Linked DNA regions of Homo sapiens: region 1 is linked to region 2. Evidence: chromatin loops called from intact Hi-C (ENCODE). Cell type or tissue: Caco-2. All regions are shown on one strand. Links, peaks and the distances in the headings refer to the core of each region. The heading gives the core; the rest is flanking DNA.

The links. Hi-C counts contacts between places; a loop is a spot of excess contacts. Peaks named below come from ENCODE experiments on the same cell type or tissue, not always from the same donor. Only the 100,000 strongest peaks of a DNase experiment are listed, where the experiment ranks them.
Region 1: it touches region 2 in a loop (12-fold over the local background); 5 of 110 quality-filtered maps call a loop at or near these places.

What each region holds. Positions count from the first base shown.
Region 1 is chr12:42,590,339-42,598,521 of GRCh38, reverse strand. No RefSeq gene overlaps it. Among named protein-coding and RNA genes, the nearest start is that of PRICKLE1, 4.7 kb to the right of the region's middle. RefSeq lists an enhancer at 7,496-8,053. In Caco-2, for the core only: no CTCF peak of the experiment used is centred there; a DNase peak (open chromatin) is centred at 4,551.
Region 2 is chr12:42,919,052-42,927,234 of GRCh38, reverse strand. No RefSeq gene overlaps it. Among named protein-coding and RNA genes, the nearest start is that of LINC02450, 230 kb to the right of the region's middle. In Caco-2, for the core only: no CTCF peak of the experiment used is centred there; a DNase peak (open chromatin) is centred at 4,914.

The DNA of each region.
Region 1 (8,183 bases), core at 3,424-5,923, 330 kb after region 2:
TTCACTCAGTCGCATCATGAGTGACATATTATTTTGCTAATGCTTTAGGACACTAATGTAGAGGAGAATGTGTTCTAGTCACATGGTTAGCACACTAACATAAAAGACTAATTTCTAGGCCCATCGGTGGCTCTCATTCACCAGAAAGCCACATCCTGGTGGCGGAGGTGCTGGCCTGGGAACCAGTTCCCAGGAGCTCAAAAATGAGAGCTGCTTCAAGTTGCTCCTAACTCCTTCCTAGCATCTACTGCTATATCTGGATTTTCAGAGTTGGTGAGCAAAACCAATAATTTTTCCAGAAGAAAATGGAGTGTAAATGTAGTCATCTCTATTTGAAAGTTTTTGATACTTACAACCCATAACCACTATTGAACATGTCACGTTTTTTCTTATGCTTTCTTGAGTTTTGTTTTACTTTAATGCCCCACAGATCCTGAGCTCGGGCTGGGAGTTGTGGTTGGTGGTACGAGTGTGCCTAGGAGGGGTGGAATTCTTTAAACTCAGACCTCTGGGAACTTCTGCCCCAGCAACAGCACTAGTGAGAGGAAAAGCTAATGTAGTCATTGTAGGTCATACTTGAAGATATTTATGGAACTTCACGTGCTATCTATAGGAGTTCTTCAGGCCTGGGGTCAAAAGTAGCAGAATAAGCAACATTCTGCAGCAGGAGCTGCTACTTTTTATAGGAATGAGAGAATATATAGTAAAATCTAAGATCTCAACTTTCAGAGGTAGAGGATTGATTTTAGTCCTCCTTCAGTCACTCAACTACAAGTCCCAGAGTTCTTTTTATATGAAAAAATAGAAAATGAAAGCACCATTTAACCCAAGATATTTCCCAAAAGAACATTAGAAGCCAGCATGTCACTCAATCTTGTTTTTGTAAGCTCCTGAAGTAAATAAATTAGTCTTGAGTGTCTCTACATTGCACCAAGAAGATCTGAAATAAAATTAGATTAGTAGCTTTGAGCAAAAAGGACATTTATTTCTCCTTTTCCTCTCTCTTTCTCAAACTCACAGGTATGTGAAATCATATTTCATATTGTGGGTTTGAAGTATAAACAAGAAAGCCAGAGTCAGAGAACCAAAATAAACCAACCACCAATCTATTTTCCAGTCTCAGCCCTTCCATTTTTCTGGTAGAGGTCTGAAATTAATCTTGTTTCCAGAAGTTGGGTATGTGCTGTGGAGCTCCTTCAAGCCACAGCTGTGCCTCCATCACATGTAAACACCATTGGATTCCACATTGCTTCCTAATTTGGCCACTGGCACTGTGGTCCACACTTGAACCTTAGCTCCATTGGTTGAACCATAACAACCTGACATTTCCTCTTCCTGGGAGGTTAGACTCCCCTAATTGCTGCTTCACCTAGTTCACCGCCTCCCCGTCCTAGTGCTGACTCTACTGCCCAAATATATGGCCCCGATCTCCTTCACACTGTGAACCACACTAGGCTTGGCTGGATCACCTTAGGGTATGGGCTGGCCAGCCCTACCTGCCCCCACCTCACTCCCTTCTCCCCACCAGCTCTCCATTAAGGTCCCAGTATCTATTTATCTTTCAGTGGATACTGAGCACCTACTCTGTTCTAGTTACTGTGCCAGGCACTGGAGTCGCAACATTGAATTAGGCAGCATTCTGCCCTCAAGGAACAAACTAATGGAAAAGGCAGCAAATTAAAGATGATAAAGATTGCTGTGACAAAGGAATGAACTCTGACCCAATGTCCTCCTTCCGCTCATCTTTGAGCAGAGGGGAAATGGCCTTCAATTCTTGCATATGTACTAAGTAAACTCAGCTTTTTATGAAATTATCAATTCAGCTCAGTTGACTGTGAAAATATATAATTCATTTTTTAATGAACAACACGGAATAGTTGAGTATTGCCCAAGGATTATAATCTCAAAATCGCTGCTGGCCATACTCCCAAAAGCCTGGTGAAAGCATATTTGTGGAGGATTGCCTGAAGGAAGTGCAGATCAGCTTGGTCTGCTTTACAGAACTATTATAAACTGCTGAATCCTCCTGGGATCCCCAAAGCCCACCCATCAGACCCTTCGAGGGCCTCCTTTAAACCTCTTAGTGGTGGGACTCTAGGGCTGCATGAAGCACAGTTTGCTCTGGGGAGCTTAAAACTTAGCTGAGGGTAGGTACTGCTCTCTTCCTGAAATGCCCTCGTCTTTGGTATTCATTCAACACTTTCTCACTATCTCCTTCCTATCTCTCTGGCTTCTTCTTTTAGCCAGTTTTGCAGATTACTTTCTCTGATAATCCAAAACAGAACTCCTTATCTTCTCCCACAAAACTTGTCCCTGCTTTTAAGCTCCTACATGCCTCAGCCTCTGCCCTCCTCTGCAGGTTCCTCCAAGCCTCCACCTCACTGCTCTCCTTTTGTGCCCCATGCTGCAGCCAGTCTGGACATATTTCATGTCCTTAGATTCAGCCTATTTGCATTTACCTCCTCACCTTTACACATGATGTTCCCTCTGCCCAAAATGCTTAGACACGTGAGCACACACACCTACATGCACACATCTTACCCTCAGTTAGTTCATCTTCTAGATGCCTCTTCTTCCAAGAAGTCTTCCCTCACTCTACCTCCATTCCCTCCAACTATGCAATACCAGAATACTTCGGACTACTCACTTTATTGTAATTGTCATATATTCTGTTAAGTGCCTGTTACAAAATGAAGTGATTTTTGTTGTTGTTGTTGTTGTTGTTGAGATGGCATCTCTCTCTGTCTCCCAGGCTGGAGTGCAGTGGTGCAGTCTCAGCTCACTGCAACCTCCACATCACAGGCTCAAGCATTTCTCTTTCCTCAGCCTCCCAAGTAGCTGGGATTACAGACACTCACCACCATGCCTGGCTAATTTTTGTATTTTTAGTAGAGGCGGGGTTTCACCATGTTGGCCAGGCTGGTCTCGAACTCCTGACCTCAGGTGATCCACCCTTCTCAGCCTCCCAAAGTGCTGGAATCACAGGCGTGAGCCACCATGACCGGACAAAATGAAGTAATTAAATTGCTCTTCTAAAAAATAAATTTCATTGAATTCATGGGTGCTCTGAGAAACATCCCCAAGAAACACATTGTGAGTGCTCTGTGAGGATGTTATTCATCATTTCTCTAGAGCCTTCTTCACGTGGACCTGGGGTGTGGGTGATTCTTTCTGCTCTTCAATTTACTAATAGTCATACTTCTCCTAAGAACAGGATTGTTTTAATTTAGATACCTTTTCCATTGTGTAGGAATTATATAACCATCGTCACATTGGCTGCTAGAAATCTGAAAACTAAATCGTGTCTCACTCTTTATGGGATGAATTTTATGAACTTGTCTCATTTATTTTTCTCATCTTTCATATCTACTTTCAAGTTATGCTAACTTGCTATGTGTTATGGGTACATAACAGTAAGTGGACATAAATCTTTTCCGGAATAAAGGAATAACTAATCGAATAAACAAAATGATAGAGGAGTATAAGGTTCAACAGAGAAAAGTAGCCTCTAAATGGTGGAAGGGTGTACCAAACGGTACTCCTTAATTTGTAAGTCACTTAAACCCCAAACTGGCTTAAATGACAACAAAATATTAAATTAACTGAAAAGTTTAGTGGTAGTTCATTTTCAGGTAGAGTTTGATCCAGGAGCTCAAATCATGCCATCAGATCCTGTTCTCTCACCATCTCTCCCTTCTATCCTCCTTCATGCTTGCTCAATGCTCAGGCTTCCTGTGGTGACAAAATAGTTTCTGGAATCTAGACCTTTGCATTCCAAGATGTATGTTTAAAAGACAGAAGAACAAGAGAATATCTCCTGTCTATGAATAAAAAATCCATAAGGATAGATAGAGACTTTGGATATTTGGTTTACTGTTGAATTCCCAGCAAGGCAGTGGCTGGTATATAAGTGATCAATAAATACTTGTTGAAGTTGTTGTTATGGCATCACTAAAAGCTCATGCACAAATCCCAATACTTGACCTGGGTCACATGCCCATCCCTGAACTAATCTTTTGGTCAGGGGATCCAGTGCTCTAATTTTCCAGGTCTGGGTCACCTGATCCTAACACCAAAACCAGGGATGAGTCTCCAACTAATCCATGTGCACTGACAGTGGGAGATGATGGTTCCTCAAGGGAAATTGGGGGCATTACAAAGAAGGAGAAACAAGCTTGGCAGACAAAACAATAAATAATGCACATCAATGGACTACCAAGAAGGTGATGTTTGAGTCGAATGGTAAAGGATAAGCAGGAGTTAGCTAATAAAGAGGGCAATTTTCAGTGGGTAACATTCTAGGTATTTTCAAAGCACAGAGTCATAAAACAGCCTGATGCTTTTGAAGAACTGTAAATAGCTTAATATGGTTAGAGCAAACAAGGGTGGAGAGTAGTAAAAAAAAAATAAGCCAGAGAGATAGGCATAGTGCAAATATAAAAGACCTTTAGAACTAATCCAAGGAGTGTGCACTCTATCCTGAAAGCCCTGAAGAGCATAAGTAGGATTTGCAGCCCGGGAGCACGCCTGACAGCCAGGCCCTTGCAGATCATTATAGGGTCAACACTGATTCACCCTGCAAACACTGGTTGGGGCTGGGTCTGCAAGTCAAAGAAAGGAGTCCCAGATGTGGATGAACAAGAGACACAGGGAGCAGACGCCAAGCAAATCCTAGGAATCAAACAGACCTGGGAATCAAACAAAGACTGCCAACACTGTCTGATTGTTGCTTAATTCTCAAGCTTGTGGCCCACACTGTCACGAATTCTTCATCTAAATATGAAAATCCTCTTTAGTGAGCCACGACACATTCAGAGCATGACATGGTTGGGTATTGTACTAGTTTGCTGGGGCTACCATAATAAAGTACCACAAACTGGGTGGCTGAAACAACTGAAATTTATTGTCTTACAGTTGTGCAGGTGGAAAGTCTGAGATCAAGGTGTGGGCAGGGTTGGTTCCTTCTGAGAGCTGTGAGGAAGAATCTGTTCCGTGCCTCTCTCCTGGCTTCTGGTAATTTGCTGGCAATCAATGATGTTCCTTGGCTTGCAGAAGCATCACCCTGATCTCCGCCTTCACCTCTATGTGGTATTCTCCCTGTGTGCATGTCTGTCTCCAAATTCTGCTCCCCACCTCTTTTTGAGACACGGTCTCGCTGTATTGCCCAGGCTAGAGTGCAGGGACACCATAATGGCTCACCACAGCCTCGATGTCCTGGGCTCAAGTGATTGTCCTGCCTCAGCCTTCCAGTAGCTGGGAACATAGGTGCATGCCCATGCCACCACACCTGGCGATTTCTTTCTTTTTTTTCCTTTTTTTTTTTTTTGGAGAGACAAGATCTCCCTGTGTTGCCTGTTGCCCAGGCTCATCTCAAACTCCTGGGCTTAAGTGACTCTCCCACCTCAGCCTCCCAAAGTGCTGGGAGTATAGGCATGAGTCACTATGCCTGCCCAAGTTTCCCCTTTTTATAAGGATAAAAATCATATTGGATTAGGACTGAACTTAGTGACCTCATGTTAACTTGATTAACTCTGCAAAGACCTTATCTCCAAATAAGGTTGCATTCTGAGGTACTGCAGTTAAGGACTTCAACATGAAGTTTTGGAGGACACAATTCAACACACAAAAATGTTATTTTTAAAAAGAAGTTGCAGCCAGGCTCAGTGGCTCATGCCTGTAATCCTAGCACTTTGGGAGGCCAAGGCAGGTGGATCACTTGAGGTCAGGAGTTCAAGACCAGCCTGGCCAACATGGCGAAACCCCGTCTGTACTAAAAATACAAAAATTAGCTGGGTGTGATGGCATGCACCTGTAGTCCCAGCTACTCGGGCAGCTGAGGCAGGAGAATTGCATGAACCCTGGGGTCAGAGTTTGCAGTGAGCCAAGATCGTGCCATTTCACGCCAGCCTGGGCGAAGAGCAAGACTCCATCTCAAATAAATAAATAAAATAAAAAGAAGTTACTTAGCCACGTACGGTAGTGCATGCCTGTAGTCTCAGCTACTCGGGAGGCTGTGGCGGGAGGATCACTTGAGCCCAGGAGTTTGAGGCTGAAGTGAGCTGTGATCACCACTGCACTCCAGACTGGGTGACAGATCAAGGGTGTCTCAAAAAAGAAAAGTAGACATTCTCTAAGTGAATTGATTTCTTACAAAAGGTATGACATCATGTTGCTTTGTAAAGACAAAGAAAATAACACCATTAATAAAACAGACTCAGAAAAAAGAAAAAGAGACCCAGGAGCAATTCAAGAGTTCACAATGAAGAATGCTTTTTCAGATTAAATAAAAAACAGTTCTTTTCTACTTGTGGGATTTTGCATGGAGGCTGCTATAGAGAAGGGTGCTTGTGAGAAGATGCCTTATAAAATGAAATACAAACGTTCCAGTGATTTCTGCAGCATTCAATCTTCCCAACAGTTCCCTGAGCTGAATATTATTACCCTCACTTACCAATGAGAAACTAAGCCTGAGAGAGGTTAACTACATTACCCCAGGCTACATTTGGTAAGCGGTGGGGCTGAAATTTGAAATCAGACTGTTGTGACCTCAGACCATCACATGCACTGGCCGGAGTAATTTTATGAGTCCTGGTTGAAGGCCAAGTATTCACCTTTGCAATGGATCCAAAAGATGCTGCCCAGCACACAGTCCAAAGAGGCAGTAATCCTCCAGAGGGAATGACCATGTATCATCCACAGTGCTCAGGGTGTCTGCTCCACATAATAGATGCTCAACAAACAAAACCTTTGTGAAGTCACTGTACAGCAATAAGATTTATTTCACCTATGGAGGTAGTGAAATTTTCTTTGGCAGTTCTGGAGGTTAGATAGAACCTAAAAGTTGATAGCTTAATAGAAGCATTTGTAACCCCAGCAAGATAAACAGACACAACTTCAAAGGCCAATTCCAATAAAATGCTGAGGGGCAAGAAAACCTGGTTTGTTCTTTCCCAGATTCTCGTCACCTGAGGTCAGGAGTTCGAGACCAGCCTGGCCAACATGGGGAAACTGTCTCTACTAAAAATACAAAAATTACCTGGGCGCGGTGGCAGGTGCCTGTAATCCCAGCTACTCGGGAGGTTGAGGAAGGAGAATCGCTTCAACACGGGGGCGGGGCGGAGGTTGCAGTGAGCGGAGATCGCGCCACTGCACTCCAGCCTGTGTGACAAGAGCGAAACTCCGTCTCAAAAAAAAAAAAAAAAAAAAAAAAAAAAAAAAACAACGCTAGCAAGTGGAATTATTTCAAAAGCAACAGCCTTGTTTCCTGAGTGATCTGAGCTCAGGAACTCTGCCTGGGCATCTAGACAGGAGAAAGTATCTACAGCGTGGGGAGATCTGAGTCAGAATTATAGAGCACAGTGCTGAAGCCATACATTTTCCTGGATTTAGACAGTTTCCTCCTCCATTTGCCTTTATTTCCTTGCATTCTCTTTTCATCGGCTCCATTTTTGCTGAGTATTCCTTTGCTTTATTCCCAACGAAAATCGAAAAGACTTGATGTTCTGAGAAATTCTGAGACTGGCAGTTTTGATTTTTCTTAAAAGGATAAAAATTGCATCAGTCAACACCTCCCTCCACACTCCCCCCACACACATCCTCATCTTCCTGGAAGATGATACAGTATCCTAGAGCGTTGTGGAGAGGATGGAGAGGTCAAGGAAGCCCTGGCTTTGCAGAGGCACCTGTCAAGTTCGGGTTAACAGCTGCCGCCTGTGTCTGCCCTCTGCAGTCCAGGGAAATAGTACCCACACGGTGAGACTCCACCGATCCGGAACTGGAGAGGGTGGGGGGTTCTAAGGTTTAGTGTGACACAAATGTCAGGGCAGAACTTTCAAACAGGCTGAGCCCCAGTTCAACGTGGGTGAGTGCGCCTGAGAGCCCAGCTCTGGGAATTGAGCAGACTGAAAATGTGGAGAGTAGTTTGGCCAGTGAAAAATTGTCACCGTGTTCGGATCAATGCTTTGAACCCGCTTTTAAGTGCGCCACGTTCACTTGGGTCAGGCTCTGGACATTGCGGTGGGCTGAGGTTTTCGCGGGCACGATCCCCCACACTGAGTTTTCATGGAGACGACCAGGGCCGTCGAGGCGGGGAAGGGAACGGACTAGAGGCTGAACTTTGGCTTCTTGCTCTGAAAGATCACTCCTCCGGTTCCGGGGCAGAGACTCAGACCAGCCTGTGGGAT
Region 2 (8,183 bases), core at 3,533-6,032:
GTCCTAACCCCTGGCACCTGTTTACATAACCTCATTTGGAAATAGGGTCTTTGCAGATACAATTAAGGATCTTAACATGAAATCATCCTGCATTCAGGATGGGCTCTAAGTCCAATGACTGATTTCCTTATAAGGAAAACAAGAGGGAGATTTGAGACACAAAGACAAAGAGAAGCAGCTCATGTAGAGATGGAGGCAGAGGTTGAAGTTGCTCAGCCACAAGCCAAGGAACACCAGAAGCCACCAAAAGCTGAAGAGGCAGGGGAAAATTCTCCCCTAGAGCCTTTGGAGAGAATGTGGCTTTGCTGGCACTGTGATTTAGGATTTCTAGCATCCAGAACTGTAAAAGAATGCATTTCTGTTGTTTTAAGCCACCAGTTTGCAGTAATTTGTTATGGCAGCCCTAGAAGGCAAATATACCTGCTCTCCCTTGGTTTTCAAGAGAGTCTTATTTTTTTTGTTTCTCTCCTATCCTTATGTATATAAACAGTCATTCTTTCTCAGGACACTTCACTGACACATTGTCTTTTGTCTCCTGTAATGACATGTTTCTGCAAAGCTTCGATCATGGCCCTCTTCTAAGGGTTGTACCATAAACAGCTTTCCTCAACTGAGTGGTTTCCCACCATGAAATCAAACCCCATAATGGGTGATAATTCCCAGTACTCTATCTTCTACAATAAACCAGGCACCTCTTCTTGGATATGCTACAGTCAATTCAAACCAAATATGCCCAAACTTGAACTCATGGTCTTCTCCCACAAACTTATTCTTTCTCCCTATTCCCTAATCAGTCAATGACATCATCATCTATCCACTCTTCCAAGCTTTGAAGAAATGATCCTCATCACATGGACTAGTCATTTCTATCTCAGAAAGATTTCTTGAGCCCTCCTTACTTGTCCATCCACAAAGCCACTATCTAAGATCACAACTGCCACTGATTCAGGTCACAGGTACTGTAACCAGCTCCCTGGGATAAACATATCTCAATTTTTGTCCATTCTCAACATTACCTTCAAAGTTATCATCCTGAAAAGTCAAAATCATCTTCTTCCCACCGTTTGACTTCAAAGTTTCCTCTGGTCCTTATTGCCTGAAGCAGTGATTCTCAACCAGTTTTCTACCACACTTAGAACAGATGTTCATATGCACTAATGGGTCACTTTCTATATAATTCACTGAATGTTTGCCATAACCCCTCCTTTTTCTTTTCCACTGAAGAAACACATCAAAATAAAAGTGAAGGAAGACTTATGTATCAAAATAACTTCAAGTGTTCTCTAGTTGAGAGCAAAACTAATCATTTTAGAAAATTTCAGCATTTTAGTATTCATAATAAATTACTTGCAACATATCTCCTGGGCACACTGCACTGTGGCATAGAAGTTAAGGACAAATAGCCTAGATAAAAGTCCAATTCTCCTCAGTATACAATACAGAGCCTTCACGATTTTACTGAATTTTTTTTTTTTTTTTTTTTTGGAGACAAAGCCTTGCTTTATAGCACAGGCTAGAGCGCAGTGACACAATCTCAGCTCACTGCAACCTCTGCCTCCAGGGCTCAAGTAATCCTCCCACCTCAGCCTCCCCAAGTAGCTGGGACAACAGGCATGCGCTTCCATGCTGGCTAATTTTTTTCTTTTTGAGACAAAGTCTCACTCTGTCACCCAGGCTGGAGTGCAGTGACACAATCTCAGCTCACTGTAGCCTCTGTCACCCGGGTTCAAGCAATTCTCCTGCCTCAGCCTCCTGAATAGCTGAGATTACAAGCGCCTGCCACCACGCCTGGCTAATATTTATATTTTTAGTAGAGATGGGGTTTCACCATGTTAGCCAGGCTGGTCTCAAACTCCTGACCTCAAATGATCTGCCTGCCTCAGCCTCCCAAAGTGCTGGGATTACAGGCATGAGCCACCACACCTGGTCACACCAGCTAATTTTTATGGTTTTTGTTTGTTTGTTTGTTTGTTTGTTTGTAGAGATGGGGCTTCGTCATGTTGCCCAGGCTGGTCTTGAACTCCTGGACTCAAACGATACTCCTGCCTTGGCCTCCCAAAATGCTGGGATTACAGGCATGAGCCATCGCACACAGCCTGCTGCAATTTTTAATTTTCTCTTATTCTCCATATCACATCCTGTACTCCCGTGACACTGAATTACACAGCATTTGCTGAAGACATCTGCTTATTAACTTTGAATTTGCCATTATGTCTCTTCCACCTGTATTGTCCTTCACACCTTTGTGCAACTGGCAAGCTGTTCTGTCAAGACCCTAAATAGCACCTTCTCTGGGACACCTTCCCTGAAACTTAGACACAGTTGCTCCTTTCTCCTTCTGGTACAGTATTTTATGTATACCTATAAGAATTTCCTGAGGCTCCTGTAGCAAATTAAAACAAGAGATTAATGCTCTCACAGTTCTGGAGGCCAGAAATTTAAAATCAAGGGGGTGGTGGGGTTGGTTCCTCCTGGAGGCTCTGAGGGAGAATCTTCCTTGCCAATTTCCAGCTTGTGACCTCTGGCCACCTTTTGGGGTTGCATAATTCCAGTCTCTTTCCCTGATCATCACATAACCTCTGTGTGTCTCTGTGTCTCAAATTTTCCTCTCCTTTCTTATATAAGGACACAGTAAAAGATTGAGGGCCCATCCTAAATCCAGGATGATCTCATCGTGAGACCCTTCATTACATCTGCAAATATCCTATTTCTAAATAGCTTTATATTTATGGGTACTTGGGGTTAGGGCTTGGACATATCTTTTTGTGGAACACAATTCAGCCAAGCACAGTATCTGTGTCAGACCTCATCATCGTAATTTGTTCACACATATACCTCCCTTCACCAGAGTGTGGGCTCCTAGAGGGCAAGAACCATCTCCTACTCTTTTTTCTTAGCTAATTCCTACAGTTTGTCATAGCACTCAGCACCTACTAAGTATTCAATAAATGTTAGGGAAGAAGAAGGGGAAAAGCAGATGGATCATAAATGAAATTGTTTCTTTTCCTCTGGTGCAGCTTCTCTCTGCTTCCAAGAATCTTCCATGCACAATACCCTTAATGAGAACACTACCAACAACCAGTCCCAAAGGGCCACCAAAGTGACACTGAAGGTTTTCCTGTCTTTTCACAGAGTGGCAGATTTGAAAGCATTTGGAAGTCTTCAGTCCCTGCCTTGAGTCACTCTGTACAGTTTGTTTGATGTAGCAACTGATAAACTAGACTGAGGGGGATCCATCCTGTTTTTAAAGGCCAATAGAGAAATGCTTTTTAAAATGTCCCTTTGGGATTCCATTCCCTTTGCTACTTAGTTTTTTTTTAATGCCCAATTTTCTCCTTATACATAATGTTGCATGTCCCAGGCTTTCATCCCTCTGCCAACCACATAGAGGCTCAAATTTTGAGACCTTAGGAAATCCTTTCCAATTGCTTCCCTCCTCTTGGAAACTGAACACAGCTCAAGAGGCAGATAATCTAGAGTTCTTGGCCTGAGACAGACCACTGAGATTTCCAAAGCTCCATCTGAGTAGCTCTAAAGTTCAAAGATAAGCACAGCATTAACTTTTAGAAAAAGAGTAGTGGATCACCCAATTAATTACTTCAAAAATTTCCACTTACAACTGTATAACTAATAATTATTCATTTCTTTTCCTCTTAACCCTGGACTTTTAAGCTGCCTATAAAGCCAAAACTATTATATCTTGCTGTTTCAAGATTAAGTTTCATTTTAGTTCCAGAAAGAAGTCAAAACAAAAAGGAGAAGGGAAAAGAGAAACACCTCTAAGCCATGCATAGTTAAGGATTTGGTTTCAGATCAATGTTAAAAAGCAGAGATAATTAGAAACATCATATGATTTGTGTACAACACAAGAGCTGCATTGCTAACTAAAACCATAACTGACCTAATTTTACTGAATGTTCCAATGAAAATGACAGACATGCAAGAAAGAAATATAATACAAACAGTGGATGATCCATATTTTCCCCTTGAGTTTCAAACACATTCCTCAGACGGCGTACAAAGCTGACATGTTATTGACAAGAGTACAGGCCTTCAGATGGCCAGCAAAAGAGTGTCTGCACATCAGAAAACCCACAAGATTATAGCCACTTTGCCCCTACAAGACTATACTTTTTTTTAATTAAACCTCGGTGTATTCAGAGAATGGAACAGAAAGCGAATTTAAAAACACAGTCCATCACAAAATCCTTCTTTTTCATTAAATACGTTAACAAATGTAAAAATCCTATCATGGGAATTTATTTTTCTCTTTCAATATAGGACAATATTAACTAAATCTCTACCCTCCCCTAAATGATTTACAGGTCCCTAACTTCACACTGAGGGGTACCCGCGTGACACAGAAAGTAACACCCTGAAGTCTAATCTCTCTTTCAGACAGTTGCTCATTATTTATTGCAGCTATTTCTCCATGTAAACATTCTTGTGAAGAGGGCACATTTTGTAAGTTATCTCAGATCATCTGGCAGGATTGAAGCTATAAACTGGCATTTTATTTAACTGGCTCTACTTGGAAATTCCTCACATCAGTTCTGCTTTTACAAAAGGAGTCAGGCTGTGCTGTTTTCTCCTACATATTCTATACCGAATCCTGGTAAGCAAATGCTTATGGAGTCCTCCCAATAAAGTGTCAGAATACAATGTCAACAATAGCAAGATTGAGAGGATCCAGGGAAAATTCTCGTCCGTAATAAATGAGGATGAGAGCACCAGCAAATTGGAAAGTCCAGCCTCCGTAACATCTTATCTACATCTAGGCTGTGCCGCATTATCTAATGCGGCTTATCTGTCTCCCTCCTTTCAAGTAAGGACCTGCCCTGCATTCTTGATTCCCATAGCTTTAGCAGTAAAAGATAGAAGGATACACTCGCCACAGAGGTGACTGAGTTCACTATTGTTTAGGAATTGGCTCATTTATTAAAGAGATGTTGTCTCACACCAACAGCAGATAACAATATTGGCTCCCTGTGAACTTGCTGAGGTATTGTGTGTTCAAGATTCAAGTAAAGATAGGCCAGTCCCTTGGCCAAACACTCAGCAATGTTACCATTGCTGACATTCTCAGGATGGAGGAGGTAGGCATTGCCATCTGGATTTCAGAGGACTGCTGAGACTTATTACCTTTTCACTAGAAAGCAATTCTGTTTCTACATGAATAGGGCCTTGTATTTGACTCTCTGAAAATTGTCCTGCAGGCCGTTTACTCATTCAATGAACATTTATTGAGCATGAGACACTATGCCAGATGCTGGGAAGCACTGCAGTGAATAGAAACTCTCCCTTGCACAGTGTGGTGTGGGAGAAAGATCTGTAAGCAGATAGTTATCTAGAATGACAGTGGTGGAATAAACACAGTGCACTGCTATGGAAAGAGCCACGCAGAACTGGGTCCAGATCCCAGCTCCACAGCTTACCATTGCGTAACCTTCAATAATTATGAGTCCCAACTTCCTGATCAATATAATGAGGACATCTTGATAGATTTGTTTTGAGAAATCAGTAAGGAAATATATGCATAAAAGCAAGTGCTGTGCCTGAGATGTAGGAGATATTTAACAAAAGGAAGCCACTGCTGCTGCTTTGGACATAGGGACTTTGGAGAAAATAAGACAAAAAATCACTCTGCCCCCCAAAACAGAACAATTACTGCTTGGTTCCCCCAAGCAGTAATATGTGAACAAGGTCTTGAAGGATATTGTTCCAGATATTTATTTCTGTGCGACAAACAAAACTTACAGCCTTAAAACACTCATCTTATTTTGCTCCTGATGTGTTGGTGAGGAATTCAGGAAGGGCTCAGATGGGTTGTTCATCTCTGATCCACACAGTGTCCATGGAGGCAGTTGAGGCTGAAGGATCCACTTCCCAGAAGGTCCCTCACTTGCCTGTCTAGTATCTCGGTGTTCCTCAGACTCTCCTTCTCTTCACACAGCATCTCATTCTCCAGGGCTTCTCCACATGGCTTGGGCTTCACACCAGCATGGCAGTCTCAGGGTAGTCAGATCAATTCACAGCAGCTGGCTTCCTCCAGCACCTGCTTTCCAAGTAGTAGGAAGTGGAAGCTGCAAGTCTCTGAGGCCTGGGCTTGTCCTGTTCTAGTGGTTAAGCATTCACAGAGCCTAGCCAGATTCGATGTGAAGGAATATAGATCCCATCTCTCAATGAAAGGAGTAGCAAAGATTTGCAGCCATCTTTAATCTATCACAGATGTGTGGGAAATCCTTAGAGAACTGGAGAGAAGCATTTCCAGTTAGAGAGAACAGACTGTGTGGACAGAGGCTACAGGTGGACCCAGTTTGGAGTATAAGGCACACAGTTGGAGGCAGGGTCGAGTGGGCTAGTGCCTATTCAACTTCTTAAATACTTTTTATGTTGCACCTGTGCAGGAACTACAAAGCCTCATCACTACCTTGAAAGTAAGAAAATTGACCCTCTAATTTGGCATTTCTCATCCTGGTGATGTCATATCTTGTGATGATGGAAAAAGTCTAGTGCTTAGTGATTATTAAGCAAGCTCCTCTACAATCACTCTCTCTCATTCTTCCATCCTTACAATCAAATCTTTTTTGACTCCTTACTGAACCCTGGACCACATTTACTACAGTATTTAACATTGTATACATTTTTACCCCTGATTCCCCCACCGAACTATAAGCACCTAAGGTTGGACCTGCGTTTCCCATCTCCTGCCCCTAGCTCCATGTCTGGCCCATGCTGAGCTGGGAGCAGTTTTAGTTCTGGGAAAGCATAATAAATATGGTTTAATTTATGCCCTTGAGGGACTTCTCTTGTTGAAGGGCAGTGAAATAAAGGCAAACCACTGCAATGTACTGTGGCAAACACAGAGCTAAAGGAGACATAGAGCCATGAAGGAGAGGTGCCTAAGCTAGCAGGTAGAGTTATTTGGGACTCTATTGGTCTCCAGGTGATTTTATAAGAAACATACACATACACAGTGAAAAAGTGGTTAGGATACAAATTTAAAAGAGATAAAATTCTCTGAGCACCTTTTTTAGGGAGAGGCATATGTTCTAGGGGTGTGATTATATGTTAACCATATAAATGATATAACTAAACCTTGGTTGGTTGTTGATTTTGGTAAACTTTTGCATAAGCTGACCTTAAAGGTGAACTCTGGATGACTAGACACCTCTGCCTGTCTTCTCTACTGCCCCTCTGACCTACTGTTCCCTCATTTTAACTATCACTCAAGTAACTAATGAATTTCAGACTAAGCTTGGCATTCTCAACCAGTAAAATTCACCCCCTTGCTTTTCAGCCCACACCCAGATTTTCCTCTTGGTGTGAGATCATTCAGAGTATATCATGGGGAAAGTTATCGGAAGCAGAGGGAGGAACAAGAGCCAGGCTGCCTGCCATGATGAGCCAGCCCTCAGGTCTGCCCACACATTCTCCATTTTTTGGTTTTTCTTCCTCCAGTTTTGCTGCTTTTTCCTCTGTCATCTGTTTCAAAGAACCCTCATAAATAAGCATTAAAAGTCAGCTTAATCAGCTCTTTACAATGTTTATATAATTTAAAGGGAACTCAAAGAACATCTCACTCAACATCTTACTTTACAGAATAAGAATTGAGCCTCAAATATAGTCAATATTTTCCCCAATGTCACAGAATCAGGGTTTCTGAACCCACTAAAGCAAGTTGGCTTTCCTAGCATGTCCGAGAAGTCAAGAGAAGAAAATCTGTAGTCTTAGCTATGAAGCGCTGTGAGCAAGAATCACCGGAGTGCTACTTTTAAAAAACATAACCTGTTCCACCAATGTGATTACAGATGGTCTGAGAACATCTCAGATTTACCCAGATTCAAGGCAGTAGACCTTCCAAAACAGGCAAAGCCTTCTAAATCAATTCAGGGAATAAAGCCAGACATGCATACTCCCTAAGAAAAAATACTTACATACAAGCATCTTTTCTAACTAAAAAGAATATTCATCAATTGATTTGAATATGAAAATAGGTTTTTAATAAAAATTTACTCTAAGAATAAGGCAAATTTGTGTGGTTTCCTTCAAGGGTCAAATTCTTACCATCCATAGAGAGGTAATGGTGGTCATGTTGCTTAAAATTTTGTGAGTATAAAATGATGGGTAAATCCTGAATGATACAAATAGTGCTTTATTAACACACAAGTGACATAGTTGAA